2 separate regions of the Mus musculus genome follow, and region 2 is linked to region 1. The links are chromatin loops, found by intact Hi-C in ENCODE. Cell type or tissue: gastrocnemius. All regions are shown on one strand. Each heading gives the region's core, and the rest is flanking DNA. Links, peaks and the distances in the headings are about the cores only.

What was found. Peaks named below come from ENCODE experiments on the same cell type or tissue, not always from the same donor. Only the 100,000 strongest peaks of a DNase experiment are listed, where the experiment ranks them.
Region 2: a loop joins it to region 1, with 2.6 times the contacts of the local background. A loop is called at or near these places in 4 of 42 quality-filtered maps.

What each region holds. Positions count from the first base shown.
Region 1 is chr9:72,470,374-72,475,753 of GRCm38, reverse strand. Tex9 (testis expressed gene 9) reads left to right here. Exons shown (of 12, transcript NM_009359.4): 10 at 1,962-2,096. Among named protein-coding and RNA genes, the nearest start is that of Gm33004, 16 kb to the left of the region's middle. In gastrocnemius, for the core only: no CTCF peak of the experiment used is centred there; no DNase peak of the experiment used is centred there; H3K27ac peaks cover 335 bases.
Region 2 is chr9:72,517,062-72,522,441 of GRCm38, reverse strand. It overlaps Gm33004 (a long non-coding RNA gene), which reads right to left. Exons shown (of 3, transcript XR_379620.4): 2 at 2,503-2,610; 3 at 236-810. 4930509E16Rik (RIKEN cDNA 4930509E16 gene) reads left to right here. Exons shown (of 3, transcript NR_045735.1): 2 at 141-241; 3 at 3,152-4,192. Among named protein-coding and RNA genes, the nearest start is that of 4930509E16Rik, 12 kb to the left of the region's middle. In gastrocnemius, for the core only: no CTCF peak of the experiment used is centred there; a DNase peak (open chromatin) is centred at 2,993.

The DNA of each region.
Region 1 (5,380 bases), core at 224-5,223:
AGCATAGCTGCCTCCCACAAAGCTGTGCGGAAGGGCTGCGCAGCAGATGGCAGCCAGGCGCAGCTTGGTTTGTTTAGAGACCTACATAAGGAGCAGCATGTGTTTTGTTTTGTTTTTCCCTTTAATTACTCAAAGCCACAGAGATGAGTTTCAAAGATGATGTGATATAGCCAAGGAAGAAATGTTTAAAAAGACAAGTGTCTAAAGTGAGCTCTGTCTCTACAGTGATTCCTGGGTGTACTGAGTGCTCTTGGAGGCTCTGGGCCAGCCCGGCCATGTATTGTGTGGGATGCGATAGAGGTGTCAATATTACAAGACAAGCCTGAGTCTTTTTTTTTTTTTTTTTTTTAGATTTATTTATCTATTATATGTAAGTACATTGTAGCTGTCCTCAGACACTCCAGAAGAGGGAGTCAGATCTCGTTACGAGATGGTTGTGAGCCACCATGTGGTTGCTGGGATTTGAACTCCTGACCTTCGGAAGAGCAGTCGGGTGCTCTTACCCACTGAGCCATCTCACCAGCCCACCTGAGTCATTTTTAATATTTAATTATTTATATGCATGTGTATGCCTGCATGCCTGTCCACCAAGGGCATATGGTTGTCTATGGCCAGAATAGGGAATCGGATTCCTGGAACTAGAGTTACAGGCTGTTGCAAGTTGCCTAATATGAGTGTTGGCAGCAAATGTTCTTAATCACCGAGCAATCTTTAAAGCCTTTATGAAGATACTGGTAGTGCCTTTTACATGCAACTATGATGCTGGGACTACAGAAATGAAAACCGTTGATAGCTTTAAAAGTTTGCACTGCAGAGGGAGAAGCAAGCAAGGAAATGGTTTTAGCGCCTGCAGCAGATGCTGTGCTAAACCATTATCAGGATGGTCTAGAAGCCCTCAAGAAAAGGTATCAAATCACATTAGGTAACAGGGGATGTACGGGAGGAGAAAAGTCCATGTCCACAGGGAGAGATGCAAACAGTGCCGTGGAAGCCCCTAATGGAACATGCGTGGTGGGGGAGGGAGTTGTTAACACCGAGTTTATGAGGTGAGGTATTTTCTTCAAACATTAACCGTCCACTTGCAGCAGCTCAATAGCTTAGAATAATTGCACAAATACCCCATACTTTACAAGGTAATGCTGTTTCTGCTCAGGTTGGAGAATCCCAGTGGGGCTAATGTACAGTCCTCCCTTTATCTATTGTTTCTTCAGGCAGTAGACTTGGTCAGTTCTCCAAGAGCACTGTCTATGGGCAAATGATCTCTTACATTGGTCTTTTGGAGGGTTTGCAGAAGGCCTTGAGTGAGCTAGATGTGGAGGCGCATGCCTAGAATCTCAGCGCTCAGGAGGCAGACACAAAAGGCTTGAGAGTTTTAGCCCCTCCTGGGCTACACTGCAAGATCCTGACTCCAGAAAAATTAAGTTTTAAAAGTTGTGCTCCTAAAATAGATATGGAGGATAATTATATAGTGTTTTGAATCAGTAGAAGGAGGCAGAAAATACTAAACAAAAAGAGCAATATTCACTGGAGCTAGAGAGATTGCTCAGTGGCTAAGAACACCAGCTGCTGTTCCAGAGGACCCAGGTTCAATTCCCAGCACTCACATAGCGGCTCACAACCGTCTGTAACTCCAGCTCCAGGAGATCCGATGCCTTCTTCTGGGCTCTGCAGGCACCAGTCATACAAGAGGTGCAGAGACAGCCATGCACGCAGATAAAGCACCCACCCCCCACAAAAACAAAAGGGTAGAAATTTTAAAAATTATAAAGGCAGTCACAAGTACATTTTTAGGTGTCTTTTTCGAATACCCATTTTGGGTGAGAAACCCCTGAGAACTGTGTCTCTTGATGCTTAGCCTGCAGCCCTGTGTGAATGAAAGCAAGAAACACAGAAATGAAATAATGTCAGACATAAAAGGGAACTGACGATATTTCAATACTCCCTATTTTTTAACTGCACAGGAATTAGAAAGTAAAAGAAGATTACAAAAACAGGCTGCCTCAAGTCAGAGTGCCACAGAGGTCCGTCTGAATCGAGCTCTTGAAGAAGCAGAAAAGTATAAAGTGGAGCTGAGTAAACTCAGGCAAACTAACAAGGTATGCAAAACCACACAGCTCCAGGAGTGCTCACTCTTGGGAGGGCTCACCCTTGGGAGTGCTCACCCCCCAGAGTGCTCACTCTTGGGAGTGCTCACTCTTGGGAGTGCTCACCCTTGGGAGTGCTCACTCTTGGGAGTGCTCACTCTTGGGAGTGCTCACTCTTGGGAGTGCTCACCCCCAGAGTGCTCACCCCCAGAGTGCTCACCTCAGGAGTGCTCACCCTCTGGAAGCAGTGGAAACCATTGTTTGTTTACTCGTTGCAGGGAGGGGGTGAGTGGGGTGAGAGATGTGTGGGGTGGGCTGGGGCACACATACCATGGTACTCCTGGGGAGGTCAAAGGACAGCTTCATGGAGTTGGTTCTCTCCTTCTACATTTTCTATGCAGTTGAGGGATCAAACTTAGGTGGCCAAGCTTACACGTTAAGCCTTTACTCACAGAGCCATTTCACCAGCCCAGAAAACAGGACTTTTGAAATTAAAATTCTTCATGTCATGATGAATGTTCATTTTAATAGTAGGACATTTCCACTAGTCAGAACTTTATGGTTTGGCTGTTGTTGTAATTGGGTGACTGCACAACTTTGGAGGGTTTATTCAGATCTTTAGAGTGGCCCATGTTCTATGCCAGATTCTTTCTGAACTTGTGGATAAACAATGGGAAAAGAAAGAATTTTTCATATATCACCTGCTACCTTCTTCTCTGAACCTCAGGTTTCTGCCATTCGTAGGGAGGGGCTGTATTATGGGGCCACAGTTCTGAGCATTGAGCACATAGAGGCTTTTTGTGAAATTCAGACCTTTAGGCCTTGGCCTTGGAGCATCTCCTCAGGTTAGGGTGAGGCAGGAAAATGGCACTCTCATTTTTGGTGGTAACTGTTACAGATGTGTCAGCAGAGTCCTCAGTCAGTGCCTTGATGTCTGCTGCCCTAGAGGAGGTGGACACTGACGTGAGGGCCTTTTGTTGGTTCTATAAAGTGAGTTCTGCATCATCCTGATGGGATTGCTTCCTTAGGACAATCAGTACCTTAACAATGACTTAGAGAGAAGAGCCTCAAACTGAAGGAGGGAACTCAAGTGAGCAGTCGTCATGATGGAAGAAACTGAGATGAAGACAACTCATTATCTGTACTTAAAGGATAGAAGAACCTTTAAGTTGACCTCTGAGCAGTTGCAGAAGCTAAAAAAGCACTTGGAGACAGACCATTACCCTAAGAAGGAAACTCTGCAGGCCTTGGCTGAGGAGCTCATACTGTGGAAAGAAGTCATCAGATCCTGGTTCTTCACTCAGCATCAAAGAGAGATGAGGCACAGATGGTTTTTAATGGGCTACAAGGGTTGGATAACGCACTGTCACTACTGTACAACAAGAAGGACTGCCAGGCAGAAGAACTCCAAGGAGTGTCCTCAGAATGGCGTTGGACTCCCCGAAGCGTTGGAAGCCTTAAAGAGGCTCAAGCTCTCTTCTGGTTACCAAAGCAGAGATGGCATGTCACAGGATTTCTGACTTTTCAACTTCTTTGTTGGGGCAGGTGTCTGTCTATGGAAGAAGGTACATTAATAATAAAGCTTGCGCCGGGCGTGGTGGCGCATGCTTTTAATCCCAGCACTCGGAAAGCAGAGGCAGGCAGATTTCTGAGTTCGAGACCAGCCTGGTCTACAAAGTGAGTTCCAGGACAGCCAGGGCTAAACAGAGAAACCCTGTCTCGAAAAACCAAAAAAAAAAAAAAAAAAAAAAAGCTTGCATTCATAGAAAAAAACAAAACAAAACAAACAATGACTTAGAAACCGCCTCGTTTCATAGCTGATGGTGCATTCTGAATTTTCTCAGTAACACTGGCTAGAAACAGAGACCTTGGCTAGTCTTCTGACACAAGTACCAGGAGCCAGCATACGGCACCTTAACTAGAGAATTTCAGTGAGTCCATCTGAGGCCCCTCATGCTGCGGGACCGCTTGTTCCACGTTCAAAGGTCATCAGAGATGATCTAACAGAGATAAGTCATCCTCGAGTACCAACACTCAGCACGCTGTTCAGATAAGAAAGTCAAGGAGAGTAACTTGCTGATTTAGTTGTTGGTTTGATTCCCCCCCCCCCCGCCCCCCATGTTAGGAAAATAGAAAGGGAAACTGGCTTCTTGGCAACAGGTAACTTTCCTTGTATCTAGCAATCTTGAAAATTCAAGTAATAAAACCTTGGTATATGAAAAAGTGGATATGTGCAAGGTTGACACAACTTATTTCAAATTTCAAAAGCTTTTAGTGAGACCTCATCTCAAAACCAGAGAAAAGACTTTCGACTCTTTTACCTATTTGCATATTTTTAGGATTTGTCACTGGGGATGTTTAGGCTCCACAGTGGCTTTGTTTTTTCTTAGCATCTAATCTGTGTGTATGTATTCTCTGGTGAGACCTTTATATCTTCTTCTTTTTAGACATGTGATTAGGTAAATTAAAACTTTCAGGTCCTTATGTTTAAAACATGACAAGAAAATAGTAAGGTTTCCTTAAAATGGAACAAGATTCTCTCACAGTCATCAGAAAGTTAAAGATTTGTTTTTAAAATAATGACAAAGTTATTTTCCACAGATGCTAGGAAACAGAAAATTGGGTTTTAAGGTAAAGGTAACCTTTTGAACTGAAGTCAGTCAGCCTAAACCAGATGAAGGGCTACAGGGATCTTTATTATTATTATTATTATTATTATTATTATTATTTATTTTAGTGTAAGGCTGTGGTGTGTGTGTGTTATATGTACAAATGTATATACACACATGTGTATTGAAGGCCAGAGGTTGACTCTGGGGCCAGGGTTGACACTCCATCTTCTTCAATCACTCTGCCTTATTTGTTGAGACAGGGTCTTGTACTGAACCAAGAACTGCCCCGTTCCTTTAATCAACCCGAATAGACTGCTCCAGGATTGCACGCATAGGCAATGATTTACATGGGTGCCAGGGGTCCAGACTATGGTCCTCGTACTTATCCAGTGACTCAATCCAAGCCCTCTCTGGATGCTTCTCTTTTCCCTTCTCTTCTCTTTTTCTTCTTCTTCTTTTTCTCTTTTTCTTTTTTGAGACAGGGTATCTCTGTGTAACAAGCCCTGGCTGTCCTGTACTCCTTTTTTGTAGACCAGGCTGGCCTCAAACTCACAGAGATCCGCCTGCCTCTGCCTTCCAAGTGCTGGAATTAAAGGGGTGTGCTACCATGCCCAGCCTCTCTGTAATCTTAACTGTTCCTTCATGGCTTGTTTATGATTGTGTCCTCCAAGTCTGGATAGTTGT
Region 2 (5,380 bases), core at 134-5,133, 47 kb before region 1:
GTGTCTAATTAAGTGAAAAATCAGGTTTGGTCATATACAGTTTATATTCAGGAAGGAAAAGTTGTGACTAGCAACTGTGAGAGGCTGTTTTGCTGATACTGAAGAAACACCTGATCATTAATAAGGTACATTTTTCTTAGGCATATCTGTGATGCAGGGAAGACCCACTCAGAATGTGAGTGGCACCATTCTATTGGCTGGGTTCCAAGACTGAACAAAGCAGGGAAAAGGAGAAAGCCAGGTGAGTTACCAGCATCTGTTTTGCTCCATTTGTTCATCCATCTAGATGTGACCAAGCAGTTTCACACTCCTACTGCTTCAGCCTCAAGCAGTTTCTGCCACTATGCCTGTACCACATCTTTTGCCAGTTGGAAAATATTTTCCCAACAGAGATGGATGGGCTACTCCATGTGCCAAAATAGATCTCTCCACCCTATAAAGGGTCTCGCCTGTTCTAAGCTGGCTACCAGAGCAATGCACTTCTGATCCTTCTGCTTTTGTGTGGGGCTGGGGATTGGACCCAGGGCTTCATGCATGCTGGGAAAGCATTCTACTGACTAAGCTAATCTCCAGCCCCAGTATTTTCTTCTGTAAGTTGCTTCTTGTCAAGTATTTGGTCATAGACAGTTTCAGGTGCTGCTCTAGCAACAAGTTTGCCTTCTCAGTCCCCGGGAGCAGGTTTGATGTGACTCTTGTCTTCTTCCAATAAAGTCTTCTACATACAAAGACGTTCTTGATCATATGAGGGTTCTCATTGGTTCAGAATGGCATCCTCTCTGAAGTTTTTCCTATAGTGGGACTTTCTTGGACCTGCCAACAATATAAATAATACACAAAGGCTTTTTAATATTTGATAGCTTAGGCCTTTTAGCTAGGGTAGTTTAGCTACTCTAAATGTAACCTGACTAACTAGCCTACATCTGGCTGTGTGGCTAGTTCTACCTCTCTGTTCAGTTCTGGTCCATCTGTTTACCTCCATGTCAGCTGGGTGAATCTCCCACATCTCATTTCTTCTCTAAGCATGTGTGTGTCTGTGTCTCTGTCTCAATTTTGCTCTCCGAAGTTCTATCCTTAACTTCCTGTCCTGTTATTGGCCTGCAGATTTTTATTACAGCCAACCAGTAGTGAGGCAATCTCTGATACATTTTTTTTTCTTCGAGACAGGGTTTCTCTGTTGATACATTCTTGATTACCTTAGGCAGGTGAGGAATAACAAATATTTACAAAATAGAAAGCCTAGTTATGGGCCACAGAAATGGCAAAACCAGAACCTGCCAGCATTTAGCTTTCTGCCAGTACAGAATTAGCAATTGAATATACAGAGACACATCATCACACAGTGTACCTCAGCAGTTTCCTCATCCACTCCCCACTCCACCCACACTTCCATCTCTTTTCTGGGTCTTCTATAATACCTTGCACTGCCTTATGTCAGACACTTTCTCAGAATAGGAGTATTTCTTGATTCCTGTTTCTAGCCTTCCTGTATTGTGGTTTTGAATGCTGTGAATCATATATGGTCTTAAAGTGTGTTTTTATTCTCTGTATCTGCAATATAAAAGGTAGTCACTGCTAGAGTAGCCAAACAGTCCATGTTGTTGAATTGAGTGACTGAATTTTAAACATTTTAAGAAACAAAAGATTGAATAAAGAAAAGGGTATGGGCTAGGAAGAAAGCTTGATAACATAGCTGAATAATAGCGGGGAGTTGAGGATTTAGTTAATTTGCACTTACAATTCATCTCTCTGTGAGACTGTACAGCTCTTCTCAGCAGCTGATTTTTATCTGTTCAGGCTGACATCTGGTCCTGAGACTCTTTAGCCTTTATGCTAAAGTAATTCAGGCCAGTTCATTGTTCTCAAAGAAAACAATCAGTTATGTCCAGTTTCTCATGTGGATACAGATCCACACTCTAGACAGGCCAGGATTGAAGCTACGCTCAAAGGGGCTGTGTGGGTGTCAGAGGCTAACATTCTGCCTGACTTCAGCCCTATGCTTTAGGAGTTCTTTAGCTCTTTGACTTTCTTTCCCAGTTGGTAGAAGTGGCAATTATAAAAACTCCCTTGCACAACTACACTATGGATTCAATGAAAACCATTCATGAAAGTAACATTGCAATACTTTATGGGAGTATGTGCTAAATACTTGTGATTTTTTTCCTTCTTTTCTACTTCTGGCAGGGAGAGAAGAGAGGTGAAGAGTAGGGTAATGGTAGAAGACCAGACAAAGACAGGAGTTGTGAAAAGCAAAGTGGACTCAGACATGATAGTATATACTTTTATCCCAGATCTCAGGAGAAGTTAAGGCAGGATGATGAGTTTGTGGCCAACCTGGGCTACATAGTAAGGTCGAGTCTAGCCTGATGTATAGAACAAGAGCTTATACAAAGAAACCGAGAAGCAAAAAAAAAAAAAAAAAAAAAAAACTAGCCAGGAAACAAAAATGACAACAGCCTGGTTACTGTGTAACTGCTTAAAATCTGATGAAGTACAGATCCTTACCACACTGCTCCTGAGTAGCTGACTCCAGAGTCCTGATCAGCATGGAAGGACATTCAAACACTGCCAACAGATATCAAGACAGCCCAGCACTAGATGGCAAGCAGTAGCCTTGTGTACCCCAAGGAGAAAACATAGAGACTCAGAGTTACCATCTGTTATTGGTTGACTCTAACATATCCCCTATAGCTCAGGTTTTATTGTTTATTTATTTACTATTAAAAAGGGGATTGTGTGTGCCACACAACCTGTGCAGAGGTCAGGGGGCAACTCTGTGGAGTACATTCTCTTCTACCTATACATGGCTGCTGGGGATTAAACAGGCTTGTGTGGCCAGTATTTTACTTACTAAAGCATTTGCCAGCCCCAAGGTTTTGTTTGAATGCTTGTTTCTCAGCTGCTGGCACCATTTAGGAGATGGGCTTCCCTGGTAGAATTAGGTTACTTGGAGTAGGTCATGAATAGAGCTCTGCTTCTGGCTTCAGACTGCCTCCTGGTCCCCTGCCATGTGATAAGTTACCACATGCTCCATGGACTAAGCCATTCTGCTGCAGCTCCCCTGATGAATCTGTAAGCCAGGATAGTATTTTCTTCCCATATGTGTTTCACTTCCAACACCCATGCCTTTTTTTTTTTTTTTTTTTTTTTTTAGCAACCAAGGATTGAATTTTGGACATTATGCATGCTGGTCAAATGCTCTACCATTGAACTACATTCCTCTGAAGTTCTTAAGTCATTTCTATGGTATTTAAGTCACAGAAACGCAGATGTGACTAATACCCCATCTCAGAAAATTATAAGAGTGTGTAGAGGTGTACAGCAGCAATTCCTCCAAATAACAAATACCAAGGAGAGCAGAAGAGAAGACATTTATAACCAGTTGGTAAACGTCAAGGACTACTTCAAGGAACTCCAAGGCAGTGTTTCTCCTGAGGTTCCTAAAGAAGAAGGAAATCAACCATTCATATTAAGGTCTTGAAAAACTCCCAAAATGTAGGCGATAAGGGCCTGTTCTTTCTACCTGTTTTAAGAAGGTTTTGGCTAATTAGTGTTAAAAACCGTTAAAGAGCTCCCAATGGACTCTAAACAGGCTTATCAGTAGGTAGGTGTTGATGTGGCAGGGGTGGCAGTAGAATTCTAAAACGGGATAACTTGTTAGCTCAATTTTTCTCTCTAAAAATGTTAACTTTGTCAGTGATTGCTAGTTAGTGTTAGAGATGGAGAAAGTGGCTAGAAAGCACAGTTCTGTAGCCAGTGTCTCTTGCTCCTGTGAAAGGATACTTTTAAAAAGGACAGCTGAGGGGGCTAGAGAGATGGCTCAGTGGTTAAGAACATGGAGTGAAATTCCATCAAGCACATGGTGGTTCACAACTATCTATAAGGGCATCTGATACCCTCTTCTGGCACGTGGGTGTACAAGCAGCAAAACACTTATACAAGAAAGAGGGAGGGAGAGAGAGAGAGAGAGAGAGAAAGTTTTTTAAAGGACAACTGAAGAGACTACCCAATTTTTTTTGAAAGGCAGATGACTCAAGACTAAAAACCCTCTCTACTGATGAAAGTTATCTTGTTGTTTTCAGTCTTGTCAGAAATATCACAGGAGGTGGGCTTAAATTTTCTTTCTATGTTAGAGATATACAGTTTCTTTTAAAATATTTGGAAATAAAAATGGCAAGATCATAAGTTGTCACTCATAAATGATGTTTCATGATGTCCTGAAAGAGTTTAACTGAAGATCCTGGGTAGGAAAAGTTAAATTAGGATTTAAGACTGGACTACATTTCCCTCCTCACACACTTAGGGAATCACAGAAAAGACAGAGATGGGAGTGTGGAGTAACTAATAGGTAAGTGATCAAAAGGTGCCAGCAAAGATGCAGATGCTTTAAAAAATTTATTTATTTTATTATATGTAAGTACACTGTAGCTGTCTTCAGACACTCCAGAAGAGAGTGTCAGATCTCGTTACAGATGGTTGTGAGCCACCATGTGGTTGCTGAGAATTGAACTCGGGACCTCTGGAAGAGCAGTCAGTGCTCTTAACCACTGAGCCATCTCTCCAGCCCGATGCAGATGCTTTTAGGAGATGGTATCAAACCTTAGGAAAACAAACTAGAACATTTGTACCACAAATACAGGCTCCAGGCTACTGAGAAGGTAGAAGAAATATGGGACTTAGTGAACAGCAGATCCTACAGTAATGAGCAGAGGGACTGACGAAGATACTGCCAGCTTCTTTCCCTTCATCTGCTTGTAATGCCTATAGTTAAAGTGCATTCACAGATCCTGCAAGGCAAGGAACAGAGCAGTCACAAGGGACTCCAGGAGAGAAGGCCCCTCTACAAACAAAGATCACATCTCCCAGCATGCCTGTCACATTGCCCAAAATCACCAGCCCACCTGTTTCAAGCCAAGCAGAGAGCTAAAGAGTAGAATAAAAGAACCGTACATGTTTATGGAAACTCCAAACTCAACAAATAGAAGATGCAGCACATAGAGTTGATAAATGAGAGAAAGGGTGAGATTATTTTATAAATTTATAATTTTAAGAAAAGCGTAAGTATGTAAGTTATATGTTTATATTCTGAGTGCTGGGACAAAAGGTATGTCTCTTTAGTTACAGAAAGTAACTATTTGTATTGGATGTGTTATTTGGGAAGCAAACTGACTTTCTTTTACTTTTACCCTTCTCATCCTTTGAGACAGTCTCCTGTGTAGCCAAGTTTGCTTTGAGCTCATAATCCTCTTCTTTCATCTTCCTGAGTGCTCAGATATAGGTATGTACCACCATGCCTGTCAAAAGGTTGATTTTTGTCTGGTATGGTAGTACATACCTTTAGTCCCAGCACTCAAAAGGCCAAGGCAAGGAGAATTCTGTGAGT